2 separate regions of the Homo sapiens genome follow, and region 1 is linked to region 2. Evidence: read pairs that join two places in POLR2A ChIA-PET (ENCODE). Cell type or tissue: PC-9. All regions are shown on one strand. Links, peaks and the distances in the headings refer to the core of each region. The heading gives the core; the rest is flanking DNA.

What was found. ChIA-PET counts read pairs that join two places held together with the same protein. Peaks named below come from ENCODE experiments on the same cell type or tissue, not always from the same donor. Only the 100,000 strongest peaks of a DNase experiment are listed, where the experiment ranks them.
Region 1: POLR2A ChIA-PET joins it to region 2 with 12 read pairs; 2 of 35 experiments call an interaction of 5 or more read pairs at or near these places.

Annotation. Positions count from the first base shown.
Region 1 is chr19:45,750,332-45,762,496 of GRCh38, reverse strand. MEIOSIN (meiosis initiator) reads right to left here. Exons shown (of 15, transcript NM_001310124.2): 5 at 11,711-11,822; 6 at 8,709-8,846; 7 at 7,773-8,018; 8 at 6,419-6,527; 9 at 5,220-5,320; 10 at 3,464-3,619; 11 at 3,007-3,083; 12 at 630-818; 13 at 314-558. Among named protein-coding and RNA genes, the nearest start is that of DM1-AS, 11 kb to the left of the region's middle. In PC-9, for the core only: no CTCF peak of the experiment used is centred there; no DNase peak of the experiment used is centred there.
Region 2 is chr19:45,319,730-45,331,894 of GRCh38, reverse strand. CKM (creatine kinase, M-type) reads left to right here and starts at 9,020. Exons shown (of 8, transcript NM_001824.5): 1 at 9,020-9,074; 2 at 12,164-12,165. RefSeq lists an enhancer at 8,054-8,296. In PC-9, for the core only: no CTCF peak of the experiment used is centred there; a DNase peak (open chromatin) is centred at 5,584; H3K4me3 peaks cover 921 bases; H3K27ac peaks cover 317 bases.

The sequences.
Region 1 (12,165 bases), core at 4,470-6,969, 430 kb before region 2:
GTGATTGTGCCACTGCACTACAGCCTGGGCAATAGAGTGAGACTCTGTCTCAAAAAACAAAACAAAACAAAAAAAACTCCTTTTTTTCTGAAGTCTAAAGCCTGAATTGGGTTTCAGCGCTGACAATGGATGGACCCTGTCCAATACAATGGGGCCGGGTTCAGTTCTGGGGAAGAACTGTGGTCCACGAAGGGTTTGTGGGGTCTCGGAGGGGGAAAAAGTGTCAGACAGTTGTGAGGAGCGGCATGGCCAGGCTGCGGGCAGAGAACGAAGCCAGGGCCTTCCCCAGGGCCAAAGACGACCCCCTACCCACCGGATGTACTGCTTCCGGTTCATCCTGCAGAACATGATGAAGCCGTTGACACACTTCTTCTTCATCTGGGGTGGGCAGGGGCCTTTCTTCTTCTCCTTGGGCTTCACAGGGGCCCTGGCTACTTGGCCCTTCGTGGCCTTTTTCTCAGCTGCCAGCAGGGGTGAGGCCAGCCGGGTGGGGGTCCATGTGGTGTCTTCGTCCTCTTCGCTGGAGCCCGGCGTGCCCACAGGGTTGGCCTGCATATCCTGGGGGAGGGAGAGGGTGGTGAGAGAGGAAGGAGGCCCTGCTGGCCCTGGCATGCGGCCGTGTCTCTCACCTCTCGCTGCTTCCACAGGGGCTCCGAGTCGCTGTCCTCCGAGCTGGAGCTGGAGCTGGAGCTGGAGCTGGAGCTGGATGGCGCCTTGCTGTTCCCGCTCAGCGAGAGGTAGCAGTGGTCCAGCGAGACTGAGGACCGGTGCAGGCTGTGGGACTCAGGAGGGTCTTTGGGGGCCTTGGAGGCTGTGTCCTGGGGCATGATGAGGGAGAAAGATGGGAGGGGAGACAAGTGGTGCCCCTTCATCCCCCCAGTACTGCTTTTCTAGGACATAACATGAGCATTAGCAGCAGCTCAGATTGGCAGGGTGTGGTGGCTTACGCCTGTAACCCCAACACTCTGGGAGGCTGAGGCAGGAGGACTGCTTGAGGCCAGGAGTTACAGACCAGCCTGGGCAACATAGAGAGACCTTGTTCTACAAAAAAAAAAAAAAAAAAAAAAAAAAAATAGGCCAGGCGCAGTGGCTCATGCCTGTAATCTCAGCACTTTCGGAGGCTGAGGCAGGAGGATCACCTGAGGTCAGGAGTTCAAAACCAGCCTGGCCAACATGGCGAAACTCTGTCTAAAAATACTAAAAAATTAGCCAGGTATGTTGGTGGGCGCCTGTAGTCCCAGCTACTCTGGAGGCTGAGGCACAAGAATCGCTTAAATCCAGGAGGCGGAGGTTGCAGTGAGCCGAGATCGTACCACTGCACTCCAGCCTGGGTGACAGAGTGAGACTCTGTCTCAAAAAAAAAAAAAGAAATTGAATTAAGTTAAATTTAAAAATAATTTAAAAAACCAGCTGGGCATGGTGGTGTGGGAGGGTCATTTGAGCCCAGGAGTTCAAGGCACTGATCTATGATGGTGACACTGCACTCCAGCCTGGGCAACAAAGCAAGACCCTGTCTTTCTTTCTTTCTTCCTTTCTTTTCTTTTTTTTCTTTTCTTTCTTTTTTTTTTTTTTGAGACGGAGTCTTACTCTTGTCCCTCAGGCTGGAGTGCAATGGCACCATCTCAGCTCCATTCTCCACCTCTTGGGTTCAAGTGATTCTCCTGCCTCAGACTCCTGAGTAACTGGGGTTACAAGTGCCCACCACCACGCCCAGCTAATTTTGTATTTTTAGTAGAGAGGGGGTTTCATCATATTGGTCAAGCTAGGTTTAAACTCCTGACCTCAGGTGATCTGCCCGCCTCAGCCTCCCAAAGTGCTAGAAGTATAGGCATGAGCCACCACGCCCGGCCACACCCTGATAATTTCTTTTTCTTTTTCTTTTCCTTTTTTGAGACTGGGTTTCGCTCTTGTTGCCCAGGCTGCAGTCCAACGGTGCCATCTTGGCTTACTGCAACCCCCGCCTCCCAGGTTTAAGCGATTCTTCTGCCTCAGCCTCCTGAGTAGCTGGGATTACAGGCACGTACCACCACACCCGGCTAATTTTGTATTTTTAGTAGAGATAGTATTTCGCCATGATGGCCAGACTGGTTGGTCTCCAACTCCTGACCTCAGGTGATCTGCCCTCCTCGGCCTCCCAAAATAGTGGGATTACAGGCGTGAGCCACCACGCCCGGACACTTCTTGTATTTTTAGTAGAAATGGGGTTTCCCCATGTTGGCCAGGCTGGTCTTGAACTCCTGATCTCAGGTGATCCGCCTACGTCAGCCTCTCAAACTGCTGAGATTACAGGTGTGAGCCACCGCGCCCAGCTTAGTCTTTTGATTTCAATTTCCTTATCTGTAAAATGGGGCCACAGGAGACCCTGCTTCGTAGAGTAGTTGTAAAATGATGTGGGAAGCTGGGCACGGTGGCTCACACCTGTAATCCCAGCACTCTAGGAGGCCAAGGTGGGCGGATCACTCGAGGTCAGGAGTTGGAGACCAGCCTGGCCAACATGGTGAACCCCCATCTCTACTAAAAATACACAATTAGCCGGGTGTGGTGACAGGCACCTGTAATCCCAGCTACTAGGGGGGCTGAGGCAGGAGAATTGTTTGAACCCGGGAGGCGGAGGTTACAGTGAGCCGAGATCGCACCACTGCACCCCAGCCTGGGCGACAACAGGGAAACTCAGTCTAAATAAAATAAAATAAAATAAAATAAAATAAATGAATAAAATGATGTGAGTTTTCTTTTCTATGGGCACCTGGCAGCTTTTATCCTTTTTTATCCATTTTGTCCAATTCGTTCCACGTGCCCAGCACAGAGCCGGCATCTGGTGGCCACCAGTGAGCGCAGAGAGGGTCGGGGGGCGGTTTTAAGGATGAGGAGACGCATGAGTGGAAGGACAGATGGGTAGATGGTGGCTGAAAGGGTGAGGGAGTGGATGAGTGAATGAAGCCATGAGTGACGTGTGTGGAAAGACGGATGGATGTGTCTGTGGACAGAGGGGCAGAGGATGTCTACCTTTTCCTGTGGAGCCTCCTGCGTGTAGGCTGAAGGTGAAGACTCCAGATCTAAGCACACTTCTTCAAAGAAAGCCGCTAGGGAGGGAGACCAGAGGGGCAGCCAGAGTGGAAATGCTTCTCCCACACCGCCCAGCTTCAGCCACACCGTCCCTGCTAGCCGGAGTCCCCGTCTCTGGCGTTCTCCTTCAGGATCTCCCACCCTAGGTCCAAATCCCGCTCACAGCCCACTCCCCTGGGTCACCTCCAACACACAGAGTGAGCTCAAGTCCTGCTATGGGCTTCTAAAGCCACCCATGCACCACACCAGCCTGTGGCTGCTCCCCCACTAGGCCGTGGGCTCCTTGAGGCAGGGCCAGGGCAGGATTCACCCCGGGCACCCAGGATGGCCCAGCGCAGGCCTGGGCACCGTATGTTTCCCGAATGAACTAAGCATCAGGGCCAGGCCTGGGCCTCACCTTGGGTCAGGTACTCCATGTCATCCTCCAAGATCTCGTCTGGCAGCAGTTTCCCTGGGGAGCTGAAAAGGCTAGGGCTGAGCCCGAGGATCTCACTTGGGTGGCCTGTTCCACTCCAGACATCAATCTGGGGAGGCCCCAGGAACAGTGGGCTCCCTGGAAAGGGAACAGCAGACTCAGGGGTGTGGCCAGAGATCACCCTCTGCCCTAGCACAGCAGCTGGCATTGAGGAGATAGTGCCTGATGCTACGGAAAGCGAATCTCAGTTTCTCATTTTGAATTCTTGATCACAGAAATGAAGAGGCAGCCGGCTGCGATGGCTCACGCCTGTAACCCAGCACTTTGGGAGGCCAAGGTGGGCGGATCATTTGAGATCAGGAGTTCAAGACCAGCCTGGCTAACATGGTGAAACCCCGTCTCTACTAAAAAATACAAAACTTAGCTGGGGGTAGTGGCACGTGCCTGTAATCTCAGTTACTCAGGAGGCTGAGGAAGGAGAATCGCTTGAACCCAGGAGCAGAGGTTGCAGTGAGCCGAGATCGTGCCACTGCACTCCAGCCTGGGTGACAGAGTGAGACCCTGTCTCAAAATTTAAAAAAAAAAGAAGAAGAAATGAAGCAAAATGATGTTTGGCATTATGTCAGGGATGGCCAAAAAAAAAGAAAAATCAATATCATAATGTGCAAAGTCCCATAGGCTGATTATAACTACCTGCAGCTCTGCAACAAGAAAGATTCTGAGGTCAGATGCGGGGGCTCACGCCTATAATCCCAGCGCTTTGGGAGGCCGAGGCAGGTGGATCACCTGAGGTCAGGAGTTCGAGACCAGCCTGGCCAACACGGTGAAACCCTGTCTCTACTAAAAATATAAAAATTTGCTAGGCGTGGTGGTGCACACCTGTAATCCCAGCTACTCAGAGGCTGACACAGAATCACCTGATCCTGGGAGGCAGAAGTTGCAGTGAACTGAGATAGTGCCACTGCACTCTAGCCTGGGAGACAAGAGTGAAACTCCGTCTCAAAAAAAAAAAATGGATTCTGAGGTCGGGAGCAGGGGCACGTGCCTGTAATCCCAGCACTTTGAGAAGCTGAGGCAGGACGATCCCTTGAGTCCAGGAATTGGAGGCCTCAGTGAGCTGTGATTGCGCCACTGCACTCCAGCCTCAGGGCGAGAACTTGTCTCAAAAGAAAAAACAAAACAAAAACACAAAAAGAGTTCGGAGGGGTGGTTCATGCCTGTAATCCCAACACTTTGGGAGGCTGAGGCGGGCAGATCACCGTAGGTCAGGAGTTTGAGACCAGCCTGGCCAACATGGTGAAACCCCATCTCTACTAAAAATACAGAAATTAGCTGGGCATGGTGGTGGGCACCTGTAATCCCAGCTACTCGGGAGGCTGAGGCAGGAGAATCACTTGAACCCAGCAGACAGAGGTTGAAGTGAGCTGAGACTGCGCCACTGTACTCCAGCTTGGACGACAGAGTGAAACCCTATCTCAAAAAAGAAAACAAACAAACCAAAAAGACCCAGAATGATTCTGAGGCCATGTCTGGGCTCAAGGAAAGAGTGGTGATTGATTGTCAAGCCTCCGTGGCAGCGGTGGCGGAGAGCTGGCAGGTGCACTGTGTGTTTGCCTTCCCTGTGCTTAGGGGATCTCCATTCCCTTTCCCGCCTCCTCTCTTCCATAGACATCCTCAGACTGAAAGTATGGGAAGGCCCACACCAGCCTACAAGGAGGAGAGACAGAGTTGCAGTCACCTTGGGGGCTGTTCTCTGGGGTCCAGGCAGGGAGCCAAGGGTCAGCGTCTAGGGACCCTTTGTCCACATCCTCGCTGGAATCATAGAACACCAGCTTCTGCCTGCAAGAGGTGGAGTTTCAGAGTCAGACTCACAGACTCTGGGCTAGAAACTGCTATGGGGCCCCTTTGGCACTCTGCACTGGCCCCTGGGGGAGTGCTGGGGGTGTAAAGCTCAGTCAGTCGAGGCTCCCATCCTCAGGGAGCTTACAGTCTCATGAGGATAGCCCAGCCCGTAAGCAGTGCTGTGACCGAGGGCGCTGGAGGATGATGAGCCAGTGGAGAGCAGTGGGCTCAGCCTGAGGGATGGGCAGTTTTCCAGGGGCACAGGGAAGCAGGCTATCCAGGAAGAAGTACTGGAATGTGAGAAGCTCAGAGGGGCTGGCGCAGGGCTTCTGGGGAATGGCAAATGTGTGGCAGTGTGAAGTATAAGAGTCATGGGTGAAGGGCAGGAGAGAGGGCTGACGAGGTGAGTTGGGGGCCACTGAAGGTCTCAAAGGCCAGGTGAAATATCCGGGCCGGGTGCAGTGGCCCATACCTATAATCCCAGCACTCTGGGAGGCTGAGGTGGGAGGATTGCTTGAGCCTACGAGTTCAAGACCAGCCTAGGCAACATAGGGGGACCTCATTTCTACAAAAAATAAACATAAAAAAATTAGCTGGGTGTGGTGGTGTGCACCTGTGGTCCCAGCTACTCAGGAAGCTGAGGCAGGAGGACTGCTTGAGCCCTGAAGGTTGAGGCGGCAGTGACCTATGATTGTGCCACTGCTCTCTGGCCTGGGCGACAGAGTGAGACCCTGTCTCAAACAAACAAACAAACAAAAATATTGGACTCTATGCTGCAGGCCTGAGGAAGGGCTTTAAGCCACAAACTCCGTGGTCAACGTCTCTGTGTTGGAAAAGCCATGTGGTCACATGAGGATGGGATGGAGGGGCAACAGGTGAGGCAAAGAGACTGGTGAGGAAGCTGTGACCATGTCTGGGAAATGGGAAGTCAGGCTTTCCTGCGAGCTCACAATGGCAGACACAAAGCTGGGCCTCCATTGGTGCTCAAGGGGCACCCGCAGAGGACGTGACTTGGCCTGTCTTCCCACTACCCCTCACCCACGCCAGACCAAACCCCTCAGCACCACTCACTCAGTGCCCTGGGGACGCCCTTACCTGGGATGGGGCTGGGTCTTGTTGAGAAAATGGATCCTCGCCACATCTTCCTGAGCCAGGAGCGCAGGGAAAGGTGCGTCATCCTGGACACTGCCCTGGCACCAGCAGCCTAAGGGGCAGATCAGGATGACCATGCCTGGGGACTGGACCAAATTCCAGGAAGCCCAGAAGCAGGGGACAAAGGGGTGCCAGCTTCTGCCACACACCCTCTCACTCCCCAATCCTAGCCCAAACCTCAGGATGCAGGGTGTCACGTTGGTGTGAGGCTGAGGGGTGCCCCAAATCACCCCTGGGTTTTTTGAATCCCACATCCCTATCAGAAGCTGTAATGGGGGCTGGGCACCGTGGCTCATACCTGTAACCCCTGCACTTTGGGAGGCTGAGGCGGTGGATCACGAGGTCAGGAGTTCAAGACCAGCCTGGCCAACACGGTGAAACCCCGTCTCTACTAAAAATACAAAAATTAGCCGGGCATGGGTGCGGGCGCCTGTCCCAGCTACTCAGGAGGCTGAGGCAGAGAATTGTTTGAACCTGGGAGGTAGAGGTTGCAGTAGCCGAGAGTGCACCACTGCACTCCAGCATGGGCGACAGAGCAAGACTTTGTCTCAAAACAAACAAAAAACTCTAATGGGCCCGGCACAGTGCCTCACACCTGTAATCCCAGCACTTTGGGAGGCCAAGGTGGGCGATCACCTGAGATCAGGAGTTCAAGACCAGCCTGGTCAATATGGCAAAACCCTGTTTGTACTAAAAATACAAAAATTAGCTGGGCGTGGTGGTGCGCGCCTGTAATCCCAGCTACTCGTGAGACTGAGGCAGGAGAGTCGCTTGAATCCAGGAGGCAGAGGTTGCAGTGAGCCGAGATTGTACCACTGCACTCCAGCCTGGGCGACAGAGCAAGACTCCATCTCAAAAAAAAAAAAAAAAAGAAAAGGCTGAATGAACAAATAGAGGAACGAGATGACTTGAGGCCTCAAAGCCTCGAGCTCCGACCTCCCTCCCTCTGGCCTAGCTCTCTGCTTGAAAGCATCACCACACGTTTTCCAAACCAGTGCAGTGACTGGGGCATGGGAGAGCCAAGTGAGGCCTGAGGCGGAGGCCCTGCCCTCCTCCCTGGTTCTGTGATGGGAAGCCCACACAAGACAATGACGCTGATCTCATCCCCCCATTACAGCCACGACACAGCCTGAGATGAAGACCACCAGAGCAAGGCCACAAGCTTGAGAAGTAAGAGGCGGTGTTTCCTATTCACTGCTGCAGCCCCCACTACGGGTACTGTGTCTGGGACACAGCAGGTGCCCCCAGAGTGGCATCTTACTGAAAGACTAAGTTCAGAGTGAGGAAAGAGACCCACTTGAGATGTCACAGTGGATGGTGTCCTCGGCCAGATCCAACAGCGTCAGCTGGGACTGTCCTCCTTTTCTGTCACCTGGAGGTGAGGATGATGCAGGCCTCGGGTGACCGCAGGAGTCAGGGCACCTTGGAGGGGTAGTGGTCCCCCCTGTGCCACTTCCTTTCTGGTCTGGGGATGGGGCCACCAGCTTCTCAGGCTTGTTCAGGGCCAGAGAGCGGCGAGGCTTCGGGGTCCGAGTCTGGCTTTCTGGGGGAGCAGAGGTTCAGGTGTCAGAGGGGCCTGGGAGTCACCTGCCTGTCACCAGAATAGGGTTCAGGTGGGAAACATCCTTGTCAGTGTCAAAGCTATGCCTGGCCTGGTATGGGAATGCCCAGATCCTCAATCACAGGCCTCTTTGTTCAACCCCTGTCCACCTGTCAGAATCATCTTGCGACCTTTAAAAAACACTGGCCAGGCGCAGTGGCTCATGCTTGTAATCCCAGCGCTTTGGGAGGCCGAGGCAGGCAGATTACTTGAGGTCAGGAGTTCAAGACCAGCCTGGCCAACATGGCGAAACCCTGTCTCTACTAAAAATACAAAAATTAGCTGAGCATGGTGGCACATGCCTGTAATCCCAGCTACTCATGAGGCTGAGGCAGGAGAATCGTTTCAACCTGGGAGGCAGAGGTGGCAGTGAGCTGTGTCACTGTACTCCAGCCTGGTGGACAGAGTGAGAGTCTCTCTCAAAAAAAAAATACTGATGCCCAGGTTCTGCCATAGACCAGTGAACCCCAAGTTTCCGGGTGTGAGGCCTCAGTGCTAATACAAGGAGGAGCTGGGAGTTGAACCCCGGCACAGGGTGCTGAGAAGGCCCCCAGAGTAAGGACATCCCTGGAGAAGGAGCCCTGCTCCTGGGTGACCTGGGCTTCTAGTTCTGCCTCCAGTGACAGCTTGTACCTGATGCCTGGGTCAGCTTCTTCTTCCGAGGCTTCTGGCACGCCCCCTGGAGACAGGACTTCTGAGAGCTTGGGGAGCTGGAGGGGGTAGAGTGTCTCCTCCGCCTGGCTGGGCCCCAGGCTGGTTTCTGACCCAGCCCTGCAGGGATGGAGAGGGAAACAGCTCAGATCCCCCACCCCATCTGCATCCAACTGCAGTTCCTGCCTTCCAGACAATGCTCCTCAGTCCCGGGTCAGGGTGGGCCCCCAGGCTGACTTTACAGTGTGGAAACTGAGGGCTTATCCAAGGCCGCTCAGTCAGGACTGTGAAAGTAGAGGGCAAGAACTCAGGTTTCTTCAGGGCTGTTTTGGGCCTTGGCTCAGTGGGAGAATGGAATCAACACTTCCCCAGACTGGGCACCTTGAGGATGCTTCACCCTCTCCCCGCCCACACCAGTACCTCCTCCCGCCTTCCTCAACACAGTGAGGGTCTCCTAGCCGACCCCCTCAAGGTCACTGGGGCCTTTCCCTCTGGCCTCTCGATTCTTCCTCATTAACATCTTCTAGGTTTACTCACTTCTATCCACATTCTCATCTACAGCGCTAGCTTGGGCCTAATTGTCCCGTCTAGATCACTCCGAACAGTGTCTTTCCTCATCTCCCTGACTCCAGTCTCTCACTTCATGACCAGTCCTCAACACTACATGTCAGGGACAAAAATTAGCTGGGTGTGGTGGCGGGTGCCTGTAATCCCAGTTACTTGGGAGGCTGAGGCAGGAGAATCGCTTGAACCCAGGGGGTGGAGCTTGCAGTGATCCGAAATTTCGCCACTTCACTCCAGCCTGGGCGAAAAGAGCGAGACTCCGCCTCAGAAAAAAAAAAAAAAAAAAAGAAGAAGAAACTATCTGAGTAAGAGCTTGCAGGCATGAGAAGACACGCGCGGGGTGTCTGGGGACAGGCAAGTCATTGGGTGTGATTGGAGGTCTGCGTGGCATGGAGATGATGTGTGTGGGCTCTGAGCCAGGCCCTGACTCAGGCTCATCTCTGTGACCTTAACCTCTCTGGGCTTCAGTTCCATCACCTGCAAAACAGGACCACATTAGCTTTTCCCTTCGGTATTTGTCCTGACGATTAAATGTGAGTTAATACATAGAAACAAGTCAGGCTTGGTGGCCCACTCCTATAATCCCAGCACTTTGGGAGGCCAAGGCGGGAGAATTGCTTAAGCCCAGGGGTTTAAGACCAGCTTGGGCAACACAGTGAGACTCTGTCTCTACAAAAAAACAAACAAAAATATTAGCCAGAGCCAGGCACGATGGCTCACATCTGTCATCCCAGCACTTTAGGAGGCTGAGATGGGTGGATCACTTGAGGTGATACCAGCTTGGCGACCACGGCAAAATCCTGTCTCTACTAAAAATATAAAAATTAGCTGGGTGTGGTGGCGGGCGCCTGTAGTCCCAGCTACTTGGGAGGCTGAGGCAGGAGAATGGCTTGAACCTGGGAGGCAGAGCTTGCAGTGAGCTGAGATCACGCCACTGCACTCTAGTCTGGGCGACAGAGAGAAACTCCATCTCAAAAAAAAGAAAATTATCTGGATATTGGTGGCACGTGCCTGTAGTACAAGCTGCTTAGAAGTCTGCGGCAGGAGGATTGCTTGACCCCTGGAGTTTTGAGTCCTGGGATTTTGAGGTTACAGTGAGCCATGATCATGCCACTGCATTCCAGCCTGGGTGACAGAGTGAGACCTTGTCTCAAAAAAAAAAAAAAAAAAAAACGGCTAGGAGCAGGGGCTCACAGCTGTAATCCCAGCACTTTGGGAGGCCAAGGTGGGTGGATCACCTGAGGTCAGGAGTTTGAGACCAGCCTGGCCAATATGGTGAAACACCGTCTCTACTAAAAATACAAAAAAATTAGCTGGGTGTGGTGGTGAGTGCCTGTAATCCTACCTACTCGGGAGGCTGAGGCAGGAGAATCACTTGAACTTGGAAGGCAGAGGTTGCGGTGAGCCAAGATCACGCCACTGCACTCCAGCCTGCGCAACAAGAGCTAAACTCTGCCTCAAAAAAAAAAAAAGAAAGAAAGAAACATACCACAGCACCTGGAACATAGCAGTCCCCTAAGGCTAGATGTGCTGGGTGCTGTCGCTGTTACTGTAGTGTAAAATATACTGGCAGAGGCCCGGGAGGCAGAGGTCGCAGTGAGCAGAGATCACGCCACTGCACTCCAGCCTGGGTGACAGAGTGATACTCCGTCTCAAAAAACACACAAAAAACAAAAAACAAAACAAAACAAAAAGCACAAATAAATAAATAAAATACGCTGGCAGAATGGTAGGAGATGAGGCTGGGGAGGTTTGGCAGGGACTAGGAAGGCAGGGATGAGATCCCAAATGGTTTCCAGCACCTGGCTATGGAGGGAAGTGAAGAAGATGAAAATTACTGAGGGATTTTATGCCAGGGGAAGGTCATGATCAGATTTATTTTATTTTATGTATATATTATTATTATTATTATTATTATTATTATTATTATTATTTGAGACACAGTCTTGCTCTGTTGCCCAGGCTAGGGTGCAGTGGCGTGATCTCGGCTCACAGCAACCTCCGCCTCCCAGGTTCAAGTGATTCTCCTGCCTCAACCTCCCAAGTAGCTGGGATTACAGGCGCCAGCCACCACACCAGCTAATTTTTGTATTTTTAGTAGAGACGGGGTTTTGCCATGTTGGCCAGGCTGGTCTCGAACTCCTGACCTCAAGCGATCCGCCCGCCTCGGCCTCCCAAAGTGCCGGGAGTACAGGCATCAGCCACTGTGCCCGGCCTGTTTCTTCTGCCTGGCTGGGCTTCCCTGCATCTCCTACAGTCCTGAAGGCCCAGCTCCAAGGCCCCTCTTCTCTGAGGCATCTTGCATATCTCTCTTTGTCCCCTATACCAGGCCTTGACAGAAGGGTCACTCAGTATCCCTGATGGCTGGAACAACACTTGGAACATCACAGGCACCAGGAAACACTGGCTGAACTACTTACCCGCAAGTCCACCTTCCCCAGTGGTGATGTGGCATTTGAACAAGGCCTTGGCGGCATCGATGTTTCTCTGGAGGTACTGAATGTACTGCAGGACATGCACCAGAATCTCCTTCTGCCTCAAAAGAAAGACAGGGTTGGCCAGGCTCACGCCTGTAATCACAGCACTTTGAGAAGCCGAGGTGGGCGGATCATGAGGTCAGGAGTTCGAGACCAGCCTGGCCAGCATGGTGAAACCCCGTCTCTACTAAAAATACAAAAAATTAGCTGGGTGTGGTGGCACATGCCTGTAATGCCAGCTACTTGAGAGGCTGAGGCAGGAGAATTGCTTGAACCCGTGAGGCGGAGGTTGCAGTGAGCCAAGATCACGCCGTTGCACTCCAGCCTGGGCAACATAGCGAGACTCTGTCTCAAAAAAAAAAAAAAAAAGAAAAAGAAAAAGAAAGAAAGAAAGACAG
Region 2 (12,165 bases), core at 4,256-6,755:
GAGTAGCTGGGACTCCTAGCACGAGCCACCACGGATGCGCCACCACACCCGGCTAATTATTGTACTTTTAGTAGAGACGGGATTTCACCATGTTGGCCAGGCTGGTCCGAAATTCCTGATCTTGAGTGATTTGGCCGCCTTGACCTCCCAAAGTGCTGGGATTACAGGCGAACCACCGCGCCAGGCCTGCCAGTTAGGGTTTTTATTAAGCTAAAAAGGACCCGGCAACACCCCTAGGTGCCCTTCAGAGGCCTCCAATTGGTTACACTCTATGAAGGGTTGGCTCATGACCAATCAGAGCCCAAGTGGAGACCTGGCTCGCAGTCAATCAGAGGCTGGAGTGGCTTATTATCATGGGAGGGAGAATAGAGCCTGTATGCACCTGTGGCTCTCCTGCCTCCATGAACTGACTGCACCTGCTATTCTGTTGCTTATGCAAACTGGCTGTACCTGATGAACCCCCAGTTACCCTAATTCCCTATTCTCTGCCACACCAGCGCTTTGGGAGGCTAAGCCTGGAGCCCTGGAATTGGAGGCTGCAGGCTCACTTGAGGCTGAGAGTTCAAGACCAGCCTGGGCAACATAGCAAGACCCACCCCATCTGTACAAAAAGAAAAAAAGAAAGAAAAAAAGGAATCCGAAGAGAAAAAAAGTTGAGCAAAAGAAATTAGACAAATGGGCCGGGCGCGGTCACTCCTGCCTATAATCCCAGCACTTTTCAGGCTGAGGTGGGCAGATCACAAGGTCAGCAGTTCAAGACCAGCCTGACCAACATGGTGAAACCCCGTCTCTACTAAAAATACAAAAATTAGCCAGGCGTGGTGGCACGTGTCTGTAATCCCAGCTACTCAGGCGGCTGAGGCAGGAGAATCGCTTGAACCCAGGAGGCAGAGGGTGGCCCGGCCTTCTTCTTTTCTTTGAGATGGAATTTCACTGTTGTTGCCCAGACTGGAGTACAGTGGCACTATATCGGCTCACTGCAACCTCTATCTCCCGGGTTCAAGAGATTCTCCTGCCTCAGCCTCCCAAGTAGCTGGGATTACTGGTATGCATCACCACGCCTGGCTAATTTTTTGTATTTTTAGTAGAGACGGGGTTTCACCATGTTGGTCAAGCTGGTCTCGAACTCCTGACCTCAAGTGATCCACCCACCTAGGCCTCCCACTGCGCTCAGCGAGAACATTTTCTTGGAGGAGAGAGAGACATTCACTGGGAGGGGACATGAGAGAGTTTCTTTGGGAGCTGGTAGTAGTCTCTGTTTAGATCCTGGTGATGCTTATTCACATGTACACGAATATAAAAGTTCATTGATTTTAAGATTAGGGCACTTCACCAAATAGAAATTATGCCTCAATAGGCCGGGCATGGTGGCTCACACCTGTAATCCCAGCACTTTGGGAGGCCTGGGTGGGCAGATCACGAGGTCAGGAGTTCGACCAGCCTGGCCAACATGGTGAAACCCCGTTTCTACTAAAGATACAAAAAATGAGCCAGGTGTGGTGGCGCGCACCTGTAGTCCCAGCTACTCTGAAGGCTGAAGCAGGAGAATCGCTTGAACCCGGGAGGCAGAGGTTGCAGTGAGCCGAGATCACGCCATTGCACTCCAGCCTGGGTGACAGGGTGAGACTCCGTCTCAAAAAAAAAAAAGGAGGGAGGGAGGAAGAGAGGAAGAGAGGGAGGAAGGAAGGAAGGAAGGAAGGAAGGAAGGAAGGAAGGAAGGAAAGAAAATAAATTATGCCTCAATAAAAACAGTAAATTTGGCCGGGCGCAGTGGCTCACGCCTGTAATCCCAGTACTTTGGGAGGCCGAGGCAGGAGGATCAAGAAGTCAGGAGTTTGAGACCAGCCTGGCCAACGTGGTGAAATCCTGTCTCTACTAATAATACAAAAATTAGCCAGGCATGGTGGCACATGCCTATAATCCCAGCTACTCGGGAGGCTGAGGCAGGAGAATCGCTTGAACCTGGGAGGCAGAGGTTGCGGTGAGCCGAGATCCGCCATTGCACTCCAGCCTGGGCAACAAGAGCGAAACTCGATCTCAAAAAAAAAAAAAAAAAAAAAAGAGTAAATTTGAGAAAATAAAATATGAATAAGTGTGAACATCCATACACTCCAAATATAACAGTTCCAATAAAAATACATTTGAAATGATAATAGAATATAAAAACAGGCCAGGTATGGGCCGGGCCGGTGGCTCACGCCTGTAATCCAAGCACTTTGCGAGGCTGAGGCAGGTGGATCACGAGGTCAGGAGATCAAGACCATCCAGGCTAACACAGTGAAACGCTGTCTCTACGAAAAACACACAAAAAATTTAGCTGGATGTGGTGGCAGGCACCTGCAGTCCCAGCTACTCAGGAGGCTGAGGCAGGAGAATGGTGTGAACCCGGGAGGCAGAGCTTGCAGTGAGCCGAGATCACACCACTGCACTCCAGCCTGGGCAACAGAGCGAGACTCCGTCTCAAAAAAAAAAAAAAAAAACACGCCAGGTATGGTGGCTTACACCTGCAATCCCAGCACTTTGTGAGGCTGAGGCAGGAGGATTGCTTGAGGTCAGGAGTTCAAGACCAGGCTGGGCAACATAGCAAGACTGTGTCTTTACAAAAGATACAAAAATTAGCTGGGCATGGTGGCACACATCTGTGATCCCAGCTACTGAGGAGGCTGAGGTGGGAGGATCGCTGAGCTCAGGAGATGGAGGCTGCAATGAGCCAAGATCATACCACTGCATTCCAGCCTGGGAGACAGTGAGATCCTGTCTCTAAACAAACAAACAACATCAAGAAAAAAACAAAACAAAACAAAAAACAACCTGGGATAAACCTAAAGCAGCACCTAGAGGGAAATGTATAGCTAATTTGATAAAATTGATTGATCTGGGGCTGGGTGCAGTGGCTCATGCCTGTAATCCCAGCACTTTGGGAGGCTGAGACGGGCGGATCACTTGAGGTCAGGAGTTGAAGACTAGCCTGGCCAACATGGTGAAACCCCATCTCTATTAAAAATACAAAAATTAGGCCAGGCGCAGTGGCTCCTGCCTGTAATCCTAGCACTTTGGGATGCCAAGGAGGGCAGATCATTTGAGGTCAGGAGTTGGAAACCAGCCTGGCCAACATGGTGAAACCCTGTCTCTACTAAAAATACAAAAATTAGCCAAGGCTGGTGGATGGCAGCTGGAATCCCAGCCACTCAGGAGGCTGAGGCAGGATAACGGCTTGAACCCGGAAAGCAGAGGTTGCAGTGAGCCGAGATCGAATCAGTGCACTCCAGCCTGGGTGACAGAGCGAGACTCCCTCTCAAAGAAAAAAAAAAAGATTGATTGATTTGGAGAGACTGGGGCAGGACAAGTTGGGAGCCATGAAAGACGTTATTTTATTCACCACCCACTACCCTATGGACCAGACCCTGGTCAGCTGATTATGGGGCTGCAGGCTGGCCTGGCTCTCCAGGAAGAGAAAGGAGGAATGGGCAGGGTCTCAACTCCCCAGCCCTGGGTCTGGCCTTGATTTACAACTTGTCTTCTATGAATCAAATGGCATCGTAAATGGCCCGGTTTGGGAAAGGGATTTGAGGAGTGCATGGGGGAGGGCATTACAGGGTGGTGGGCCATGGGGGTGGAGTGCTGCCCTCCCAGAGTCTCTCCTGGAGGTGGCAGCCTCTTCCTGAGGGTAGGGACAGAGACAGATGAGATGCTTAAGAGTAAGACAGGGTTTGAGGGCAGGGCTGCCTTGGGAATGGAGGGAGAAGAGTGTAGACTGTAATTCCAGTTATACTGGCTGTGACCTTAGGTAACTCCCTTGCCCTTTTCGGCCCCAGCGTTCGTCCTCTGTGAAAAGGGGGTTCGACATGAAGAAGTGGGGATCAGGAAGAGATTAGGAAGACAAGCTCCAGGACTGACAGCCTAGTCCAGTCTTGTTCTGCTACTTCCCTGCTGTGTGACTTTCGATAAGTGTTGCAACCTCTCTGGGCCAGCCTTACTTTCCTGATTTGTAAAAACGGCAGTACCTTCTAGACTCCCAGAAGAAAAGTAAATTAAAAAAAAATTGGCAGTACTCACTTCATAGGACTGTTGGAAAATTAAACTAGTGAATACCCATTAAAGTCCTTGGACCCTGAAGTCAGATGGCTGGGGTGATGGGAGATGGGTTGGGGAAGTGGGTACACTAGAGCCTGATGACCTAGAAAGAGGCTGACAATACAGTCTGACGTCGGGGAGAAGCCTGGAAGTTATTTCCACCAAAGCCTGAATCCATTCTTGGCAGCCTTGTACCTGTTTGATTCCCAGTTCTGCCCCCTTCCAGCTGTGTGACTTTGGGCAAGTCACTTAACCTCTCTGAGCCTTATTGTTGGGGACGTTAAATAAGTCAACATATGTAAAGCACTTAGCACAGTACTTGACATACAGGTGTATTCAATAAAAGTTAACTGTCAGGGCCTGGAGTGGTGGTGCGCGCCTGTAGTCCCAGCTACTCGGGAGGCTGAAGCGGGAGGATTGCTTGAGGCTTGGAATTGGAGGCTGCAGTGCACTCTGATTGTGCCTGTGAATAACTACTGTGCTCCAGCCTGAGCAACATAGCGAGACCCCATCAAGAACCCATGTCTAAACAAACAAACAAACAAACAAAAGCTTCTTTGTGGAGTGGCTGTTTAATGTCCATGTTAACCTCCTTCGAGCACATTCTCCTGTCAATGAAGAGGCTGGAAAGCTAAAGACTAGATTTTCCAGAGGGAAAGTAGGAAAGTAGTTCTGGGGCCCGAGCAGTGTTCCTTCAGCCCTTCCAACGATTTTGTCAGTGCCTAATACATGATAGTACAGTCCTTTTTTTTTTTTTTTTTTTTGAGATGGAGTCTCGCTCTGTCGCCCAGGCTGAAGTGCAGTGGTGCGATCTCGGCTCACTGCAACTCCGCCTCCCGGGTTCACACCATTCTCCTGCCTCAGGCCCCGGAGTAGCTGGGACGACATGCGCCTGCCACCACGCACGGCTAATTTTTTTTTTTTTGTATATTTTTGTAGTAGAGACAGGGTTTCACCGTGTTAGCCAGGATAGTCTCGATCTCCTAACCTCGTGATCCGCCCGCCTCGGCCTCTCAAAGTGCTGGGATTACAGGCGTGAGCCACTGCGCCCAGCCAATAGCAGAGTCCTTTCTATTTAAGCTGGGTAGTGGTTACTCTCGCCTACATCTGCCAGATACAGTTACTATTATTTATTTAGTCAACAAATACTCATTTACCTTGAGGGCACTGGGGAGCCATGGCAAGCTCTGAGGAGGGGAGGTCAGCAGGTAGGGTTTAGGTGGGAATGGCAAAGACTGGGACAGGAGTCCAGGGAGGAAGTTGGGTCAGGAGGGACAGTGGAGGCGGTCTTGAGCTAGAGTGGGCAGTGGAGGGGCAGAGGTCGGATTGACAGTCGGGCTCTGGGGGGTGGGATGAAGATACGTGATGAGGGTTGTAAAGCTCCCCAAGGCCAACTGTTTCTTTAAGACTCAAAGCAGAGGGAGCTCACGGCACAAGGTCCTGCTGGAGCGTTTGATTGGCTCAGCCCAGGTCACTGGCCTGGACCATTGCTGCAAGGGATTCTGGGAAATTGAGTTTCTGGCATCTTTGGCTTCTCCAAAGGAGGAGGGCTTACAGTGGGGAATCCCCGAACATAGAAAAGGCTTCTGGCACTGTGTGGCTAAAAAGAATGTGCAATGGGCCCGGCAGGGTGCCTCACGCCTGTAATCCCAGCACTCTGGGAGGCCGAGGTGGGTGGATCACCTGAGGTAGGAGTCTGAGACTAGCCTGGCCAACATGGCAAAACCCCTTCTCTACTAAAAATATAAAAGTTAGCAGAGCGTGGTGGCCCATGCCTGTAGTCCCAGCTACTCGGGAGGCTGAGGCAGGAGAATCGCTTGAACCTGGGAGGCGGAGGTTGCAGTGAGCTGACATCGCACCATTGCACTCCTGCCTGGTGATAGAGCAAGACTCCATCTCAAAAAAAAAAAAAAAAAAACAAACCCTCCCACAAGGTGTGGCTGGACCGTGCCACCCAAAATGCGTGTGGCATGGATCCAGCCTCTTCCCTGCTTATGACCCTCAGTGCCTCCTGTCAGTCTCACAGTGGGATGATGATGATGATTTTTTCCATTTAATATTTTAAAAAATTATTCTAAAAAATTTTTTGTAGGTATTTAGTAGGTGTGTATATTTATGGGGTATATGAAACGTTTTGTTCTTTTTTTTTTTTTTTTTTTTGAGATGGAGTTTCACTCTTTTTGCCCAGGCTAGAGTGCAATGGCGCGATTTCGGCCCGCAGAAACCTCTGCCTCCCGAGTTCAAGCGATTCTCCTGCCTCAGCCTACCGAGTAGCTGGGATTACAGGCATGTGCCACCACCCCGGCTAATTTTGTATTTTTAGTAGAGACAGGGTTTCTCCACGTTGATCAGGCTGGTCTTGAACTCCCGACCTCAGGTGATCTGCCCACCTCGGCCTCCCAAAGTGCTGGGATTACAGGCGTGAGCCACTGCACCCGGCCATGAAATGTTTTGATACAGGCATGCAACTTGTAATAATCACATCGTGGAGAATGGGGTATCCATCTTCTCAAGCATTTATCCTTTATATTACAAACAATCCAATTATACTCCTTTAGTTATTTTAATTAATTTTTGTGTGTGTGAGACAGGGTCTCACTCTCTTGCCCAGGATGGAGTGCAGCAGTGGCTCGATCACAGCTCACTGCAGCCTCGACTGCCTGGGTTCAAGCAATCCTCCTGCCTCAGCCTCCTTGTTTTGATTTTTAGATCCCACAAATAACTTGTGATGTTTGTCTTTCTATACCTGGTTCATTTAACATTTTCTTTTTCTTTTCTTTTCTTTTTTTTTTTTTTTGTGAGACTGAGTCTTGCTCTGTCACTCAGGCTGGAGGGCAATGGTGCCATCTCAGCTCACTGCAACCTCCACCTCCTAGGTTCAAGCAATTCTTATGCCTCAGCCTCCTGGCTAGCTGGGATTACAGGCGTGTGTCACCATGCCAGGCTAATTTTTGTACTTTTAGTAGAGATGGGGTTTCACCATGTTGGCCAGGCTGGTCTTGAACTCCTGGCCTCAAGTGATCCACCCGCCTCCGCCTCTGCCTCCCAAAGTGCTGGGATTACGGGCCTGAGCCACTGTGCCCGGCCCATCTAACATTTTCACTGTCAATCACAATGGGATTAAAACTCCTCCCACAGCCCCTAGGGCACCATGGGTCTGCTCCTGTCTCCCCTCCAACCTCATCTTCTTCCTCCCACTCTCTCCTTGGCCCCATCTGCTCCAGTCCCCTGGCCTCCTTCCTGTCTGTCCTCAGATGTGCCCAGCCATTCTCACCTCAGCGCCTTTGCACCTGCTGTTCCCCCCAGAGCCGCACATGGCTGGCTCCCTGTTCTCCTTCAGGTCTCTGCTCAGATGTCATCTTCCCAAAGAGGCCTGCCTCGACCTCCCCTGCTGCTGTGCCGTCCCCTCATCTGTGACCCTCTTGCACTATCACCTCCAGGACGGCGGGGGTTTTGTGTTTTGTTGTAGCCTCAGGAAGTGCCTGATAGATCCCTGTTTCGAGACCAGTTCCATTTGGTTTTCTGGGCCTCAGTTTCCGTAACCGTGAAGGAGACCCTCGGCAATCTGAGCTTGCTGGGAAAGGGCTGGGCCCCATGTAAATATTTCTAAAGCACCCCTCTCCCCTCCCCCCTCAGATCAGGAGTCTGAGGGAGAGGCACAGAGGCTCCCTTTCTCTAAGCCAGTCCTCACCTGCCTAAGAAGATGTGAAGGAGACCCAGGAGACCCTGGGATAGGGAGGAACTCAGAGGGAAGGGACATTCTTTTCTTCGTCGCAATCCTGGGAGCTCCCTGGAGGAGGAGACCCGATCAGCCTGCAATCCTGGCGCGTCCCAGGAGGAGAAAGCGGCTTCCTCTATACTGTACTCTCCTCCACAGAACCCCCCTCTCAGCCCTGGAAGTCCTTGCTCACAGCCGAGGCGCCGAGAGCGCTTGCTCTGCCCAGATCTGCGCGAGTCTGGCGCCCGCGCTCTGAACGGCGTCGCTGCCCAGCCCCCTTCCCCGGGAGGTGGGAGCGGCCACCCAGGGCCCCGTGGCTGCCCTTGTAAGGAGGCGAGGCCCGAGGACACCCGAGACGCCCGGTTATAATTAACCAGGACACGTGGCGAACCCCCCTCCAACACCTGCCCCCGAACCCCCCCATACCCAGCGCCTCGGGTCTCGGCCTTTGCGGCAGAGGAGACAGCAAAGCGCCCTCTAAAAATAACTCCTTTCCCGGCGACCGAGACCCTCCCTGTCCCCCGCACAGCGGAAATCTCCCAGTGGCACCGAGGGGGCGAGGGTTAAGTGGGGGGGAGGGTGACCACCGCCTCCCACCCTTGCCCTGAGTTTGAATCTCTCCAACTCAGCCAGCCTCAGTTTCCCCTCCACTCAGTCCCTAGGAGGAAGGGGCGCCCAAGCGCGGGTTTCTGGGGTTAGACTGCCCTCCATTGCAATTGGTCCTTCTCCCGGCCTCTGCTTCCTCCAGCTCACAGGGTATCTGCTCCTCCTGGAGCCACACCTTGGTTCCCCGAGGTGCCGCTGGGACTCGGGTAGGGGTGAGGGCCCAGGGGGCACAGGGGGAGCCGAGGGCCACAGGAAGGGCTGGTGGCTGAAGGAGACTCAGGGGCCAGGGGACGGTGGCTTCTACGTGCTTGGGACGTTCCCAGCCACCGTCCCATGTTCCCGGCGGGGGGCCAGCTGTCCCCACCGCCAGCCCAACTCAGCACTTGGTCAGGGTATCAGCTTGGTGGGGGGGCGTGAGCCCAGCCCCTGGGGCGGCTCAGCCCATACAAGGCCATGGGGCTGGGCGCAAAGCATGCCTGGGTTCAGGGTGGGTATGGTGCGGGAGCAGGGAGGTGAGAGGCTCAGCTGCCCTCCAGAACTCCTCCCTGGGGACAACCCCTCCCAGCCAATAGCACAGCCTAGGTCCCCCTATATAAGGCCACGGCTGCTGGCCCTTCCTTTGGGTCAGTGTCACCTCCAGGATACAGACAGCCCCCCTTCAGCCCAGCCCAGCCAGGTACTGCACGGGGCGGGAATCTGGGTGGGGGCCAGAGTAGGGGATTTCTGTGGGTGCTAGAGGCTTGGCTTGGGAAAGGGTCTGTGTGTCACCCCTTGCTCCACCAACATCCTCCTATACAAAGGCAGGTCGGTGCGTGGGAAGGTTGACCCTTGTGTGTCTGGGAGGCCCCTCCATCTGTGAGGCTGCCTGAACCCCCCACTGGGACCTGTGATTTCTGCGGCACAAGTCTTGGGTTATGGGGAGGGATCCGAGATGAAAGGGGTCCTGACAGCTGCCAACTGTCACCCCCTGCAAGGGGCTGTTGAGCCAGGCCTGTGTTCATTACAGTTTGTCGCCAACACTGGCGCCACAAGCCGTGGGAGGTGTGTCTGTCGCCTAGCAGAGTCTGCAAGAGCAGGTGTCGCAGGCTTTCTTTGCGTTTGCTACTGTGTGGGTCCCTGTGACCTTGTTTCTGACTTAGTAGCGGACACATGAGTGTCCTGGGCATGTCCTTGAGTTTGGAAGTGTGACTGTGTGACTTAGTTTACAGTGTGATCTGGGGAGTCTGCGGTGGTGGGGGTGTGTGGCTCTGGGGCTTTCTGCTTATGTCTCTTGTGGGGGGGGTCACCACCCTGCCTCAGTGCCCTCTCCTGGGGTGTCCCTGGCAGGGATTAGGGGGGCATCCTCTGAAGGGAGGGGGTCTGGGCTGCCATCCCAGGATGTCCTTGAGCCCCGAGGCCTGGACCCGTGTCCTCCCAGCCACCCTGGCCCACCTGTCTTGGGCCTGCTGACTTGGTGCAAGCCGAGCCCCGGAATGTGGGGGTGGGGCGGGGCAGCAGCTGGGGGTGGGATGGCAGGCAGTTGCCAGATTCTAAAAATAACCACCCTGGACAGCAGCACCCAAGGTCTTTGGCGGGTCCCTGTTCCTCTTCCCTGGCTTCAGCTCACCGTGGTCCCAATCTCCCTCCCACAATCCCACCTGCTTCCCATCCCCGTCTCCCACCGCTGCTGGAGGCCCCTTCTCCTTTCTGGGTCCCTTCTCCTTTCTGGGTCCAGTGAATAAAATAATAATAACAGTAGGACCTGGCGCAGTGGCTCACACGCATAATCCCAGCATCTTGGGAGGCCGATGCTGGAGGATCACTTGAGGCCAGGAGTCCCAGACCAGCCTGGGCAACATAGTGAGACCCCATCTCTGCAAAAAAGTAGTAATAACAAATAACAATAATAGCAGCCACCAGGGTTCCAGGCTCCAACTCCATGCCAGGGCCTGTGCTCAGCCAACCTCATGGCCAAGCTCAGAGGATCCTGGCAATCCTACGGGGCAGGCTCAGTTCACAGGAGACAGAGGTCCAGAGAGGCCTAGTGACTGGCCTGGGGTCACACAGCAGGGAAATGGCATAGGTGGGATTTGAACCTGCCTCTGACGACCCAGAGGCTGAGCTTTTCTTCCCTTCTGAGCCCTGTGGGAGAACTGTCAGCAGGCAGAGGTGGGGGCAGCTACCCAGCCCTCCCCCGACCCAGCCCTTTGTCTTTGGATTGATAATCCAAGAACCTGCTCACATACTCCCAGCAGCACCCTCACCTCCACCTTCTCACCAGCTCCTCGCACGAACCTTTAAAATAACAACAACAGGCCAGGTGCCGTGACTCATGCCTGTAATCTCAGCACTTTGGGAGGCAGAGGTGGGCGGATCACTTGAGTTCAGGAGTTCAAGACCAGCCTGGCCAACATGGCGAAACCCCAACTCTACTAAAAATACCAAAAAAAAAAATAGCCAGGTGTGGCACACGCCTGTAGTTGCAGCTACTCAGGAGGCTGAAGCAGGATAGTTGCTTGAACCTGGGAGGTGGAGGTTGCAGTGAACTGAGATTATGCCACTGCACTCTAGCCTGGGCGACAGAGCGAGACTCTGTCTCAAACATAATAATAATAATAATAATAATAGCAGCTAAGTGAAATAATGCTTATTGTGTACCAGGCACTGTTCCGAGAGCTACACCTGTATTCACACATTTAATCTTTTCAACACTCCCATGCGGCAAGTGCTGTTAGGATCCTCATTTTCTAGATGAGTAAATTGAGGCACAGAGGTTAAGCAACTTGCCCCTGGCCACACAGCTGGTTGTAGGTAGCAGAGCTGGGAATCAAACCCTGGGCTGATTCCAGAACCTACACTCTTACCCACACAAAATATTTTTCCAGCCTCCGGGAGGGGCCCGTTTTCCACCTGGGGAAATTGAGTTTCCAGCAAGAATGACTAGTCCAGGCTCACCCAACTGGGATACGGCAGAGCCAGGCCCTTGATCTAAGACTCCGGATGCCTTCCTGCTGAGACACAGGGGCTCAGAGAGAGGATTTCTCTTGCTCCAAGTTACACAGCCTGCCTGACCCCAACGCCTTGCCCAGTTCTCTTGCTGCTGTCTGCAAGATGCGAGCTAGGCGGGGCACAGTGGCTCACGCCTGTAATCCCAGCACTTTGGGAGGCCGAGGCGGGTGGATCACTTGAGGCCAGGAGTTCGAGACCAGCCTGGCCAACCAGTAGAGATGGTGAAACCCCATCTCTAATAAAAATACAAAAAAATTAGCCAGGCATGGTGGTGTGCGCCTGTAATCCCAGCTACTCAGGAGGCTGAGACAGGAGAATCTCTTGAACCTGGGAGGTGGAGGCTGCAGTGAGCCGAGGTCTCGCCACTGCACTCCAACCTGGGTAACAGAGTGAGACTCCATCTCAAAAAAAAGAAGAAAAGGCCGGGTGCAGTGGCTCACGCCTGTAATCCCAGCACTTTGGGAGGCCGAGGCGGGCGGATCACAAGGTCAGGAGATCAAGACTATCCTGGCTAACATGGTGAAACCCCGTCTCTACTAAAAATACAAAAAATGAGCCGGCGTGGTGGCGGGCGCCTGTATTCCCAGCTACTCGGGAGGCTGAGGCGGGAGAATGGTGTGAACCCAGGAGGTGGAGCTTGCAGTGAGCCGAGATCGTGCCACTGCACTCCAGCCTGGGTGACAGAGCGAGACTCCGTCTCAAAAAAAAAAAAAGAAGAAGAAGAAGAAAAAAGATGCCAGCTAATCTTCAATCTTCCCCTCCTGCCCTGCCCATCAGGT